3 separate regions of the Mus musculus genome follow, and regions 1 and 3 are each linked to region 2. Evidence: chromatin loops called from intact Hi-C (ENCODE). Cell type or tissue: heart. All regions are shown on one strand.

The links. Peaks named below come from ENCODE experiments on the same cell type or tissue, not always from the same donor. Only the 100,000 strongest peaks of a DNase experiment are listed, where the experiment ranks them.
Region 1: it touches region 2 in a loop (2.8-fold over the local background); 2 of 42 quality-filtered maps call a loop at or near these places.
Region 3: a loop joins it to region 2, with 2.1 times the contacts of the local background. A loop is called at or near these places in 2 of 42 quality-filtered maps.

The regions. Positions count from the first base shown.
Region 1 is chr1:190,362,478-190,367,477 of GRCm38, forward strand. No RefSeq gene overlaps it. Among named protein-coding and RNA genes, the nearest start is that of Gm39737, 34 kb to the right of the region's middle. In heart, no CTCF peak of the experiment used is centred here; a DNase peak (open chromatin) is centred at 2,934.
Region 2 is chr1:190,174,180-190,179,179 of GRCm38, forward strand. The region is part of intron 1 of Prox1os (prospero homeobox 1, opposite strand); the gene reads left to right. Among named protein-coding and RNA genes, the nearest start is that of Prox1, 5.9 kb to the left of the region's middle. In heart, no CTCF peak of the experiment used is centred here; DNase peaks (open chromatin) are centred at 722, 1,192 and 2,992; H3K4me3 peaks cover 1,728 bases; H3K27ac peaks cover 2,124 bases; H3K27me3 peaks cover 873 bases.
Region 3 is chr1:190,270,542-190,275,541 of GRCm38, forward strand. No RefSeq gene overlaps it. Among named protein-coding and RNA genes, the nearest start is that of Prox1, 100 kb to the left of the region's middle. In heart, no CTCF peak of the experiment used is centred here; no DNase peak of the experiment used is centred here.

The sequences.
Region 1 (5,000 bases), 190 kb after region 2:
AATCCAATCCACTATTACAACTCTGTGATGCTAAATATCCATAAAATGATGATTTTTACAGACTATTTGGTACTAGAAAACCTCCTCACCAGTTAAGAACCCCCCCCAATTAAAAAAAAATTGATAATTGAAAATGAGCTTGACCCTCATTATAAAGACAGACCTTCTAGGACCAAGGAAAACACAGATATTCATCTCCTGATAGACAGAGCCACACCTCATTTTTACAGTGTAGTTTTATGGTTGGGGTCATGGGATTACTGAACCTTTGTTTGCCCAGAATCTCTGTATAATGACCTGGAAAACTGCATTTCCAGTGTATTTATAAATTGCGACATTTTCAATCAGTTTTTAAAAAGCGTAAAGTTACTATGGTATTCTCAGTTTACAAGAGATGCAGGCCCTCCCGTCTTGTGCAGGACGGTGAAGATGAGGAAGGGTCAGCTCTCTGCTTTTACCTCCCATGATGCTCAGCAACAGGGAGAGTGCCCACTGTGGTCCAGGACAGCGACCTCTGCAGCCCATCGTCTGTGTCTGTGCTTGAAGGAACTGAGGAGATCTAGCCTGGTGAGGGGAAGATTCCGGAGAGAGATGGTTACTCTCCAAATCTGTGAAAGGAATTGTGGGAGAGGGCAGACAAGGAAGATAATTCTTAGTGACGGTCTCAGTTCCTTCTCTTATTTCTATGGTGAAATGCTCTCATTAAAATGCCTTTAAGGAAGAAAAGTGGGTTTTTCTTTTTCTGGCACCAAGTTTAAGTCTACAGACTGTTGATGGTTTTGGAGGAGGTCAGGGCAGTAGGAGCCTGCGGCAGTTAAACTCAGAGCCAGCAGCAGACAGTAGGACTACACTCGGTCCCCTTTCTCCACTTACACAGTTCAATATCCCAGCTAAGGAGCACTGATGCCCACAGGTTAGATCTTCGCACCTCAGTTAACAAGATATTTATCAAGATAATTCTCCACAGGCCTGCCTAGAGGCCCTGTTTCCCAGATGATTCCAGAGTCTGTTAGTTAACAATTAACACTAACTGTCATACTGAGTCACTCCAACATCACAGGCACACTCCCAGGCGTTTCCTCAGGCCGTATTTGCATCTCAAAACAGCCTTACAAGGACAGTTAATTTAGATTAAGAAACCAGAATGGAAGACTCAGTAATTGTGCATCTGTGGTAAAGTAGCGAGGTCAGATGCAATCCTAAAACAAACAAGTATCTTAAGGCCCCACTACAACCTGAGAGTCTTCTAAACAAGGCAGTAGATTTTATACCTCTAAGCATAGCAGGAGGATTCCAAAAGAGGAGTCCATGGAAGGGAGGGGGTGCTGTAAGGGAATGGAGTATGCATGCGTGCGTGCATACGTGCTTGTGTATGTGTGTGTGTGCTTATGTGCATGAGTTGGTTTTTCTGGGAGTGACTGAATGTCCTGCACGTGGATCATCATTTCCCAACAGACTTCCTGCAGAGCTCTCCGAGTCACAGAAGTACAGGGACAATATGACTGAGAGGGTTAAGTGGTTCTAGAGTTAAATACATTCTCCAAATGGGAAGCTGCAACCTGCAGATCACCGTACAATGTCTCTGCAGAACTTCCTGGAGACCCTCGAGTCCTAATCATGAGCTATGCATCTACCAAGTGCGGAACTTCCCTGAACCTTGGGAGCCTCTCTTCCTGTAGTACCCTCGGGGTCCTTGGGAAGTCTGGTTGTGGAGAATGTTGATACCCCCATGGGAGGCTTGGGTCAGAAGGCCTTCCTAGCCCCATCCTTCCTTCACTCACTCCATACATTCATTCATTGATGGAGTAAGAATCTCTGATGATTTTCCAGGTACCAAATCGAGCAAGACACCGAGGACGTGAAGATAAATGAAACCTGACCACTTGTCTCTCCTCCCTACTCACGCCCTCAGAGGCCCCCACTGCCTCCTTACCTTGCTGACATCTTTTCCCCTAGCTGCTCTCAAGCCCAGTGTGGCAGTACTTGCTCCCAGCAAGCTCCCTCCCTCCTATCTGTGTGCTGCGGATCGGAGTAGTCATCACACAGTGTAATTACGTTATTCATCTGAGTGGCATCTGTCTTCATCAGAATTAGAGGCTCCAGAAGGGCAAGCCTTAGTCTGTTTCACGCACCGGTTTATCTTGGATAAGTTGCTCACTGCTCTGATGAAATGGCTGGTGAAGCAACTTAAGGGAGCATGGGCTTGTGTTGGTTTATGGTCTGAGATACAGTCAGTCATTGGTGGGGAAGCAGAGGGCAAGAGGGGCTTCAGATGTGAGGGAGGAACGCAAGGCACTGCTCATGCGCTATCAGCAGTCAGAAAGAGAAGGCACATGGGACACTGCTTACATTGTTCCCGGGTAGCCGCAGAGAGCGGCTTTTTAAATTAGGATTTTGATTTAGATCAGTAAGTCTTGATTGAATGAAGAAGTGAGCACAAGATATGAAACTTTCCTGCCCTCATGGAGGAGAGTTTATCAATATCCACGCAGGAAGCAAGCCTCTGTTATCCATGGTCTCAGTTTCCTTCAATAAAACTGAATCTCAAAATCACCTTAAAGTATAGCTAACGTCCCAAATAGTAGTATCTAAAACAGCAGATCCTTAACTAAGAACAACTTATGTTTGAAAACATCTTACACTTTAAACACAACGTCCTTCACTCAAACCTAACTGAAGTCACCAGGTCGGCGAGAGCCAAGTCTGACCCAGAGCACAATTATAATCTATTTATATTTTAATATCTCGAAGACCTGAGTCAGGTGGCCTTGAGTTGAATCTAAATCTGTCTAGATGCTACCCACTCAACGCTTCCAATTAAATAGGGTAAAGTTCACCCCAGCTTCCCCAGCGCTTTTGCCTTTGCATAGGAGCAAGGATACTTTCAAAATGCACGGTCTTCTCCTCAAGCGAGGTTGGCCGTTCTTCCCTGCAGGCGCAGGGAGGTCACTGGGCAAGCGTGGTGGGGCAGCAAGCCTGTCTTCTGCCAGGTTGGCTGCTCCTCAGATATGCAAATGAAGTGGATATTACTGGGTTTGGATACAGGAGAATTTAATTTTTTTCCCTTGTTAAAGAAGGACTAAGCTGTGACTTGAGTCCCCAGTCGGCTCTTGGCTCCTTGCTTGGATGTCTAGTGTCTGTTCTTATTAAGATCCTCCACGTCTGAGAAGACAAAGTGCAGAAAGGAAGAGATTCACCCCAAATCCAGAAATAAACAAACCAACTCTTGTCCTGTATATTTATAAAGTGGCCGTGTATTGTTTCATGTATGTGTGTGATGATTAAATGTGTGTGTATGTATCTGGGTATGTATGTGTAGTGTGTGTATGAGTGTGTATCTGTGTGTGTAGTGTGTGAGTATAGTATGTGTGTATGTGTGTGTAGTGTGTGTGATTGTGTGTATATGTGTGTAAGTGTGTGTGTGAGAGTGTATGTGCATGTGTGTGAGTGTACATATGAGTGTGTGTATATGTGTGTATTATGTACATGAGTGTGACTGTGTATGTATATGTGTGTAGTATGTGTGTATGAATGTATGTGAGTGTATATGTATATATGCATGTATGTGTGTGTAGTATGTGTGTACGTGTATGTATGTATGTGAGTATATGTGTGTAGCATGTATATGAGTATGTGAATGTGTGTATATGCACATGTCTATGTAGTATGTGTGACTGTATATGTGTGAGTGTATATGTATGTGTGCATGTATGTGTTCATGTTTGTGTGTGTGTGTACATGAAACAGGCTTTAAGTGAATTAGAATAGTTAATATGGGTTTTGAACTTCTGCCAGTTGCTTCTATTTGCACTGTTGCATTTATCCATTTCCAAACAGTAGAAGATCCATCTATCAGATTCTGTGTCAATCCTGCACATGGATAATTTGTAAAAAAGCTTTTCTTCAAAATGCTCTGCGGCTTTTCTAATCTCGCCGCTTTTCTCCTTTTCTAATCACATAACCTTGAAGTCGAAAGACGCAGCCTGTGATAATCTGTGTACACTGCCTTCATTATTATCACAGACAATTCTGTAAAAGGGGGAAAAGAAAACACACACACAAAACACACACCCTGAACCTCCTCCCCGCCCCCACACATTCAAAGCTGCCTTTAAAGTCCCGCTTTCTCGCAGTTCAATCACACCCGCATTAGGCCGACTCATCAGACAGAAAAGTGTTCGGGAACATAAGGGGATATTGACTTTAAAAATTTACTGGCGAGGCGTTCAGAGCCTGCAGGAATGTCAAAACTCCAACCTGCATTTTGATGTTTTTGCCTCCGGTTAGTCTTGACTGACATGCTTGGAGCACTTTAGTCTGTGCTTGGGTATCCATTAACTGCCCTTGACTCAATGTTATCCAGGCCTTTGCAGGGTTTCCGTGGATTTGATGCCCCAAGGTGTAAGGAAAGCTCACCCCAGTTTTAAGGGATCACATTGGCTATTCCTGGCTTCATTAGGGGGGCATTGTTTGATCCTAAATAATGAGAGCCTGTTAATTATTATTCTGATAATTGGGCCTCATGTGGGAGCATTCGAGGCGGGCAAGAGGTGTTTGAAAAGGAAGCAAGTTGGGGAAAAGGAGAGAGAAATGTCAAGGTTGAGTCGTCTTTGACAGGAGTTTGTTTATATGCAAAGCATTTTCACCTAAGTGGAGACCAGAGGGGCCGGGGTAGGTGCAGGGCAGCACTTCAGCTCAGGTGGATTTCAAAATTACTGCCCCGACAAACCTCTCACCAAGGCTCTCCCATCCCTTGACTGAACCTGTAAGTCCATGAAGAGACACGGGGGAATTGGTTTCTTTAGGTGGGGAGAGAGAACATGTAGGGAACAGGGAACTGGGTCCTTTATCCCTGCTCCCCAGGGAGAAGAGCAAAGTCACCCTCTCCATGTGACCCCCGTTTTACTGCTTTCTTCTCACCTGTAGCCTGACAACCAAGTCCACACCAGGCAAGGTGATAGCCCTGCTGCCTGGCCAGACAACAAGATGACTGTCCAAGA
Region 2 (5,000 bases):
AAGACTTAACACGCAACAAGGTGACCTCAAAGAAAAACACAACCCCACGGGAATGAAGGGTTACTGGTGACCGAGGGAGTGTGTGTCATAGGACAGCTTGATGCGGGGAAGTGGACAGAAACGAACAAAGGGCCAGGGGAGGGTATTCCCTGCCCTAGAAGAATAAGGAGTAGGCTGGAAGCTATTCTCCGCCAGCCCTGGCTTTGCCTCAGGCACCGAACTTTCCAATATCAAGATATTAACAGATGGTGCGGAGCGCAGGGAGGGCTCTTACTTACATAACCCAGCCACTGCACCGGGCTGCGATGCGAGAGGCACTCGCCAGGCCTTCGGTGGGGCTGCTCAGACTCCCTGAGATTGCTTGTTCATCTGCAACCCCTCCCAGGCTTTGAGGGCCAGGGTGCAGAGAGTCTGTGATTTCGGTTTTGTTTCTTTCTTTCTTTCTTTTTAAACACACACACACACACACACACACACACACACACACACACACACACACACACACACAGAGTTATCTTATCTTCTTCAGTCCACAACAGGGAAACTGGAAGAGCGCTTTGGTCAGAGATAAGCGGTGGGACTCCTGCGGAGACAAACAGGGTGCTCTTCCCCGTACTTGGAGGTGTCACAGAGTGGAATGTTCCCTCTCTCACACACACACCAACACACTCGCCGCCACCACCAGTGGGTGTGATCAGCCAGTCTTGCTGTCAGCGAAGTACAAAAGGCAGGCTCCGGCCGCAGGGGCGCGGGAGTGGGGTGGGTGAGAGTGCTCGTGTCAGCAGACTCCACGGCACGCGGGGCACAGTGGGCAAAATCACGCCAAGCCTCTGGGCACCGCCACTCTTTCCAGCCTGGCAGGGTTGTAATGCTCTACGAGAGTGGCCGCGTGGCCTTCTGTTGTCTTCATGCCCAAGGCCACCTCTCTCCGAGTCGGAGCCCCCTCGGTGCTGGCTTTCCAAAGCCTGCGAGGAACACTCCCGCTGTACTGGAAAAACTATGGGAAGGGCTGGAAGGCGGGGAGTGTGTTCGGCGGGCGCCAGGCGCGAGCGGGGCTCCCACGCGGTGCCCCCTGTCCTCACTCCTGCCTGGCCTTCTCCGTTGGTTCGCAGCATCCAGGCCGGGGGGGATAGATGCTGTGGCTTGTTCGCCGCCGAGCGTGCAGGGATCCGGGCCACCTGCCCGCTGCCTGGCCTGCCCCCACCCGTGTCCTGCGGCCCTCGCCTCCTTCCTTAGCAGCCATAAGCTGCCTTTCAGCTCGGTTCGCCCCGGTTCGGCGCACACCGGACCGAACAGGGCAGCCACCTGATCCCAGGCCGCGAGTGTCCCACGCGGCAGGGAGATGTGGGCCATCGCCAGGCCCGCGCTGTCCCCGCCATGTCCCCTCCCCCGCCTGTTGCTGCGGAGGTGGCGCGCCAAAGCTGGTGCAGACACTGGTGCTGAGATGGGGACACTTTGCAGGGACTAGCAAGAGGTTGGGCCATAGCAAGGGATGGCAGAGTGATCGCCCCCTTGCCTAGTGCTGTTTAAGGGTTTGGGGTGTTTTCCTGGCTCCTTTCCTTTGGTCTCTGAGTCCAGGGGGAGAATTCAGAGGTATTTCTACATTTTCTGGGTTTTGGTGATGGGAATTAAGTTACAGATCCAGTTTCAGTGTTGACTGAGAACCATCACAAGAGACAAACAGGCCCAGGCCTGAATACCACAGAAGGGAACCCAGCAAAGTTGCATTTTGTTTAAATTAAAGCACAATCAAGCTGAAAGCCAGATTTCTATAATTTTTTTTCTGGTAATATTTCTTTTATGAAGTATCTAAGTATCTGTTTGTCATCATTTTGAGATCAAAAGGCAAAGTCCATATGCTACATAGTTTCCCAAAATTTAAATATGTTTTAAATGTTTTATCCAACGTGGAGGAGCAGGCTGTTAGGCAGCCAGCATGGTGGCAGGGTTGGGAGATGGTGATGTGGGGCAGGCAGATCTGAGAACCTGCTATTCATCAAAATTACCCAAGATGCATTAAAACAACTCTGACCCCACCTGAGGGTAGAGATCCAAGAGAGGACTTAGGAATCTGAGGGTCACAGCAGGCCACTGGCTAGGAGTTGCCTACCCTCTGTGATCTTGTATTGTACCTGACTATGTCTCAGTTCTCTTTATCTGTAAAATGGGAACAATATCCCAAATCACAGACTTACATAGAAGCTTTGACACAGAGTAGTTTAAGATGCAATTGTTACTTGGCTGTATTAGAACAAGAGGTAGGCAGTGGTACCTGGATTCTTTACAAAAATACTCAGACCTGGACCTCCCTCTTGTTCCCAAGCTTTGGGTGAAATTAATTAAACATGAATGCACTGTGAGACTAGCTCATGAGTGACTGGTATCTGAGTATTTTATATGCCCCCTCCCCCCTTACACACATACCATTTAAGCATACAAAATAAATTCAGATCAATGTTTGTCTGCAAACTTGGCTGTGTGCTCCTGTGCACACGAAACTCTTTTCTTTTCATTTCTTTTTTTTCAAGTCTAAAACCCCAGGAAAGCGGGGGCCATTTACCATCGTGGCTTTGCTTATTTTGTTCTCTTTTACTCTTTCAGTCAGAGGTGATAAACCTTCTCTGTAGAAGTTATAGGTCAGGCCTATGGAAACACAGGACAAAAAAACAAAAAACAAAAAACAAAAAAAAACAAAAAAAAAACCAAAACAATCTCTACTAGAGAAGAAACTGTAAGCAGGAAAAATATTTCTGGGCAAAACAAAAATAAATGTATGTCACACATCATATGCTTTTATATGTTTGAGTAAATATCTCTCCTGAGTACATGTAAAGCTAAAAAAGAGCTTCATAAAATCACACTGAAGCCAGTGAATCTGAGCCACGGCAAGGCAATGCAAAAGCCCAGCCAAGGGCAGCTGTGAGCAGGAAGGGGAGGCAGGCAGACAGGTAGGTGCCATGCCTGGCTGCCACTGTGTACCAGGACAAAGGCAGACAGCCAAGGAAATGGACCTGCTGACCCAGCATGCACCAGATCAAGACGCTGGCCAGTTAAAAGAGAGGTGGCAGTCAGTAACGGGGGGGGGGGGGGGGGGCTGGGAACCCTCAGAAAGCTTGAGACAAGAGTCCTAGGTTAAAGAGGTCCAGAAAAGGAACACCAGCTTGAAGCAGTCCAGGCTCTGGGGGGAGGGGTGGACCCCGGAGTGTGACTGGTGAGTGGAGGACACCTCCCTTCCGAACCTGTCCTTGGACATTGATGTATATCTTTGGGGAGTGTGGGAAGTCCTGGACTCTCTAGCTAGTCTGTGTTCAGGTGGAAAATGCCTGTAACCTCACAGGACAAAGGAAAATGACAGCTAAGAAACCCAGAAAGGTACATGATACTGAGGCCAAGCTGCTGGGAAAGACAAGGCAACCTCACAAGCCCCTGTCCACTGGAAGGAGCACTTTTCTACACTTTACTTTTGGATGGGGGAGGAATGCCTGTGTGTGTGTGTGTGTGTGTGTGTGTGTGTGTGTGTGTGTGAGAGAGAGAGAGAGAGAGAGAGAGAGAGAGAGAGAGAGAGAGAGAGAGAGAGAGAGAGAGCGCTCTGGCAGGAGAAAGAGAAAGCCATGGTTACAGAACGGGGAAAATCTAAAGGTGTGTAGATGGAAGTTGAGAGAGTACAGTGTGTGTGTGTGTGTGTGTGTGTGTGTGTGTGTGTGTGTGTGTCCCTGTGGAGTGTGAGTGAGCTGGATGGGTTGTATCGATCAAGAGTACCACGAGAGAGAATGAGAACGAGGGGCTTCGAGGACCGTGTAAGGTACTAGAAGATGGAGAAAACCTTGGTGCGCATGGCATCCAGTTCCAATCCTGACACTCAAGAGAGAGGAGGGTTGAGGTGGAAGTTAAGGGCCAGGCAAGAGTAAGGAAGCAGGGCAGGAGGCTAAGTTTGGCCTGGGTTCTGGTTCTAGTCTGGTGAAGGCCAAAGTTTCTTGGCTTCCCCTAGCCTAGAGTTTTGAAGCAGCTCCCTTGATAATCCCAGGTTGGCTGTGAAGGGACTTGGACCAACACTTTGTAGCCATCACCCATAGAGGACTGACATCCTGCACCCTCCCGTGTATGTATATGTGTGTGTGTGTGTGTGTGTGTGTGTGTGTGTGTGTGTGTGTGTGTGTGTGTGTGTGTGATTGGAAGGAGGGATGATATGGCCTCAGCTCAGTCAGTGACCCCTTGGGTATGTCATTTGTGCTTGTTGTCCCCCTGCCCCCAGACTCTGCACATCAGCGTCCCCTTTGCTCCTAAATCAGTCTCCTTCTGCCCCACCTAAGAACCAGAGTTGACCAGTCCTCCCCTCCAAACCCCAGAAGAGCCCGTTCTTCTTTCTCTCAAACACTGGACAGCTCCTCTTGTCTCTCCTTGGGGATTATGTCTGGCTGTGGTCCTGGAAGGGTCTAGTAGAAGTGAAACTCCAATCGGACTCAGGGAAGGGGATCATTTTCTTGATTCCAGGGCACCACTGCTGCTAAGACCCTGCAAAGCCTGGCATTTGGCGGCCCTGTAGAGAGAGCAGCCCATGGCCAATTCTGGTGCTGACCCAACTCGAGCAGTGATTAAGCTCTGTTTGATTTGGTCAGCTTTCTGAAGCCTCGGCTAGGAGCTCTGTTCTACAAAATCTGGGTGAGAGGCCAAAGCATGAAGACCTCATTTTCTCATATTCCAAAGTGACCTTTGCATAAAAACAGGGAAGATGCAATCGGCAGGAAGATGCTGAGCCTCCACGGCAGCCACCGCCACAGCTTCAGAGAACGCTCTCTCTGTACCCCCGACTTTGTACCCCATACTTCTGTTTTTCCGCTGAAAATAGTGTGGGTGGGCTGGAGAGGTGGGTCAGTGATTAAGAACACTTGCTTCTCTCCCGAAAGACCAGCGTTTGTCTTCCAGAACCCACCTTGGGTGGTTTACAACCATTTGTAACTCCAGATCCAGGAAGTCTGGCGCCCCCTTTTGGCCTCTTCTAG
Region 3 (5,000 bases), 96 kb after region 2:
TGCTAATTTAGCTCCGTCCCCAGTCATTTGCTCCCTATTAGAAATACCCTAACAGCCTGTGCCTGGGTTCCCCACGCCCGGCTTTCAAGAGTAACCTTCTGAAGGGGATGAGATGGCAGCCTGGGCGTCTGCTGCAGAGCACTCAGGCTCGTATTTTTAGAAGCATGTATCAGTTAGCACAACCTTTAGTGTACTGTAGGTACTTTTAATAATCTCCATAAAAGCCTGATTTCCAATCCCCAGGCTCAAGCTGACAGTGTAAATAAAATCACTCAAATCCACAGGGAGAGAGAAATGAAAATGACATGGATTAAAATTTGGTCAAACCTCTTTCTTTTTAAAAATTCTGCTTCCCTTCCAATTGGATCACGACCCTCTGTGTGTTCAGCTTAAGGCCAGACGGCCTGCTTTCACTTTTATTCCTCTCTGTATCGGGCTTACTTAGTGTGAGGCTGTAAAGAGTGTGTGCTGGGTGGAGAGTTAATACCATAATCCCCCATCGGTGGGTCAGATGCAGAATAGAGGAAAAGAATTAGCAAGTATGTGACGTACAATAGAAGGGAAAATACATCGGCGTGATGTTCTGTGAGTGAGTGGGGACGTCCGTCGTCCAGGAGCAGAGGCTGGGAGGGAAACTGGGATGGAGAAACCGAGGATACGTCTCAGTACCCACGGGCTCTGGGAGGCGTCAGCCGCCATCTTTTTATATTGGGTCTGCCTAAGCACCTGCCTGGATTTAGTGCCTAAGTCCCACATTAGCCACTGAATCGAGGTATGCGTTCTCAGTTTTGGAAGCAGGAGGCCTCTTTCTTGGGAGAAAGATTACAAGCAAATAAATAACCACATGAAAGTTATATAAAAAGAAGTGTGACATGGAGGCAGAGGGGGCATAAAGTGACAAGTTGGACTTTTTTTCCCCATGCCTATAGAGATCAACATTAAATATTAACTTAATTTTAAATTTGCATATAATAACAGGCACTCTTTTGGGGGCAGAACGCTATGCTTCTGAGAAGCCCCTGCCTTAGTGTGAGGATAGCCCAGTCAGGATGTGTAGTGTCATTAAATCCCACAATGCCTTGGGGTGATGCTTCAATAGAGCCTTCCACCTAGAGTCCTACCCATCCCCACTCACTGTCGACTGGTCATTCACCCCCATGATTCTCACTGGGACTTTAAGGGTCATTGGTACCCCAACTTTAATGTATATTATTTATGTAAATATTTTCATCTTGAATATACAGATTGGTGTTCTGAATACCATCTCTACCCCCATGGGTTTGTTTTGAGGCAGGATATCACTATGGAATGAGCTCACAGAGTGCAGGGACTACACCCTAAGCCACTGAGGTACTGGTGTGAGTTGGAGTGGTGTCCACTGAGGGCCTGAGCAGTGGTTTTTACTCAAGACTGTAAATGATCATGGCAGCTGTATTTGAGACTGTACCCTACAGGCAGCAAGAAGGGTGAAGAAATGAGGAGGGGAAATGAACGTGAGTGCGAGAGTGTGAGATATCAGTGTGTATGTGTGTGAGTGTGTTTACACATGAACACTCATGGACATGAGTGTGCACATGAGTGTGAATGTTATGGGTATGTGAGCATGAGCATGTGTACATGCATGAGAACACACGTGTGTGCATGTGAGTGTGTGGATGTGCTTGTGAGTGTGCGTATATGTGTACCAGTGCATTCCTGTGCATGAGTGTGTGTAAGTCAATATGTACCTGTGTGTGTGTGTGTGTGTGTGTGTGTGTGTGTGTGTGTGTGTGTAGTATCTATCAGTTCTCTATCAGCTAAATAAATGGTGGAAGCTGGCCTCCTCTTCCACGTGTTCTGCCATGCAGTGTGTCCCACTAAGGAACAAATGATTCAGGACATTACAGTTCAGGGTTTGGAGCTGTTTATGAAGAATAATCTTCTCTTTGCTATGAGACACTTCAATACCTGAAGATCCCCAGGGGAGGCTGGGTTCTAATCAGAAAACATAGATAGGCCATGAGCAGGCTGGCATATTGTATTATCTCTTTCCCATGGGGCATGTTGACTAAATCACAGAAGAGATCTGGTTTTGCGTAAATAAAGTTTTATTGCTTAGGACAGAAATATCCAAGTATCTTTAATGTCCTTTGCTCTCTTGTCTACATTTCTAATGGCCCAGAATCTGCCTCAGTCTTCTTACTGTCGCCCCCCCCCCCTTACCCAGACTCTAATTATCCATGTTCCTGTTCTCATGATCTTCATGAAGTTATTCACAGCTACACATAGGGAGGCTGAGCCCATGGCTCTAAGCCAGGCCTTTTCACACTTCTAACTTCTCGACTTCTCGCCCTGGATGTCCTACCAACTGCCCAGAGTCACAGCATCCAAACAGAGTTCCCATCCATCAATCCATCCATCCATCCATCCATCCATCCATCCATCCATCCATCCATCATCCGTCCAAACCATTCCTCCTCACAGAATTTTCCATATACTTCCATTAGCTCTTATCTGGCTTCCTGTTCCCTCCCTGGCTGAAGGTGACAAACACGTGCCTTTCCCCTCGTGCCTGGCACGGTGCCTGCCATATGGTGGGCGTTTATAAATACTTATACAAGGAAAGAGAACATGGAGTTTGTTCTCTCTCAAACCCCAATGTTTATAAATGACTTTTAACTGGATGAGTGGCTGGATAAACACCTATGCGAACACAGGCACTCTGTCCCTCCCCATCACCAGCCACCATGTCTCCACGGTATGGAGACATCAGACAGCACATGTTTTATACAGCAAAGAAAATAATATGCACATTGTGTTCCTCTTCTAGGTTCCCTCTCACTGAGGTCAGACTCTATGTCCAGCATCTTACATGCTCTTCCATGTCCTAAAACACAGTGGCTGTCCTGTTCTCTGGCAGGGTAATACTGCTTAGGAGAAGCCCTTCTCGGTTGACAGGGGAAGTCCAGCGTGAAGGATCCCGAGGGCCTCATACAGAGCTATCTAGACTCCCATGCTGCTGTCCTCCAAGTGTGGACCCTGGGCCAGTAGCAATAATATCACCAGAGAGATAATTAGAGATGCAAATGCTTGGGCCAGAGAGAGTGCTCAGCAGGTAAAGACGCCTGTTGTCAGCAAAGCTTGGTGACCTGAGGTAAGTCCTCAAGTCCTACATGGTAAGAGACAACCAATTCCCTCAAGCTGCCCACTGTCCTCCACACAGGACACACACACACACACACACACACACACACACACACACACACACACATACAGCATGTGCACATGCACACACATACACATGCTTAAAAGAAAAGGATAAATGTGAAGTTTGGGGCTCTGCCCACACCTTCTGAATGAGCAACTCTGAGGAGGGATCTAGCAATCTTTGAAGTACCAAGACCCTCAGGGGAAGCACAGCAGAGTTCGAATTTCAGGGAAGTCTGCCTTCTGTGGAGTCTCTCCTCTACCCACACCGGCTACTCATGCAGACCTCTTATCATTTCCAAATAATTCTTATATTGAAAAAAGTCCTGTATTCTCAACAGTGGGTCTATAGACTAGATCCTGCTGTACACAAAATGTAAAGCTAGACGAAATAAATGGTGCTTAAAAAAAAAAAAACAACAGAAAACCTTAGTTTCTATGATAGAAATGTTCTTCCAATGAAGTAAATATTAGTAAGAAGTGTGTGTGTGTGCATGAGTAGTGTGTATATATGTGAGTGTGCATATGTGTGTGAGTTTATAGGTGCATGTGTGCATAAGTGATGAATGTAAAGTATGTGCATGTGTGTGTGCATGAGTGGTATGTGTGTATGTGAGTGTGTGCATGTGTGTGAGTTTGTCTGTGTATGTGTATGAGTGGTGTGTGTATATGTAAGCATGTGTGCATGAGGTGTGTGTGCATAAGTGGTGTGTATGTATGTGATTGTGAATGTGCATATGTGCGTGAGTGATGAGTGTACATGTGAGTATGGGCGTGCGAGTGTGTGTGTGTACTTGAGTTGTATGTGTGTAGGTGAGTGCATGTGTGTGAGTTTGTGTGTGTATAAGTAGTGTGTGTGTATGTGTATGAGTAATGTGTGTGTTAGTGTGAGTGTGTGTGAGTGTGTGTATGTGTACTGCTTAATGAGTTTGGAGGGATGGGAAAGACCCCACTCTACTGGGCCTCCTTCCACTCAATCCCTTCCCCAGGACACCTCCAAGGAGGTGCTGGGAACCTCTGAGGCAGGGGGAGTCCTCTAGGTGGGGACTTGAACTTGGCCTCCAGCCTGGCCTATAAGAACCGTAGGCACCCCCAGGCTGTATGTTCTCCACTGGAAATGTAAGGCAATGAACAAATGATCTCCTCTGGGTAGAAGTTAATCCCCCCCTATACTTTTAGTTCTAATAGAAATGAATCCAGGTTGTCTCGGAATCTATCTCTTCCTTGGGGACACAGGACTCAATGTTGCCTTTGCCACTTGCTGGTCCTCTGTCTTCCCCTCCAGTGCTGACTTAATAATCAGGGCCAGTCTGCCACCATTTGGAGTGCCAATAAAGAAACTAAAGCTTCCGGGAGAGTCACACAAACATCTAACAGATTGTCAGCCCAGCATTTGCCTGGGAACACGGGCTGGTGCTGGAGAGAACACTGAAATGCTGGCTTTCTGTCCCCACGCCCTTCCACAACCCTTTACTTGTTCGTCTCCCCCTCCCCCTCTAGTCTCCCCCCACTCCTAAAGACCCACAAAATGCTGGTCTGGGACGGCTCTTGCCATGGGCCATCCTCTTAACAGTGTGTCTGATACACACTAGACCCAAACCTCTGGCAGGAAGGTAACAAACGCCCGGGCTCCCAACACGGTTTGTACTCCCTCCCATGCCTATCTCTACAAACGCCATCTCTCTCCTGCATTCTCCTCTTGCTCCCTTCTCCTGCCTCCTCTCCCAGTGAGCTTCCCTGTCTCAGCCTGAGGATTCTTCTTCTGGACGACCTGCTTTAAGATGGCTAGCTGGCTAGGGACTGTGAGAGTTCAA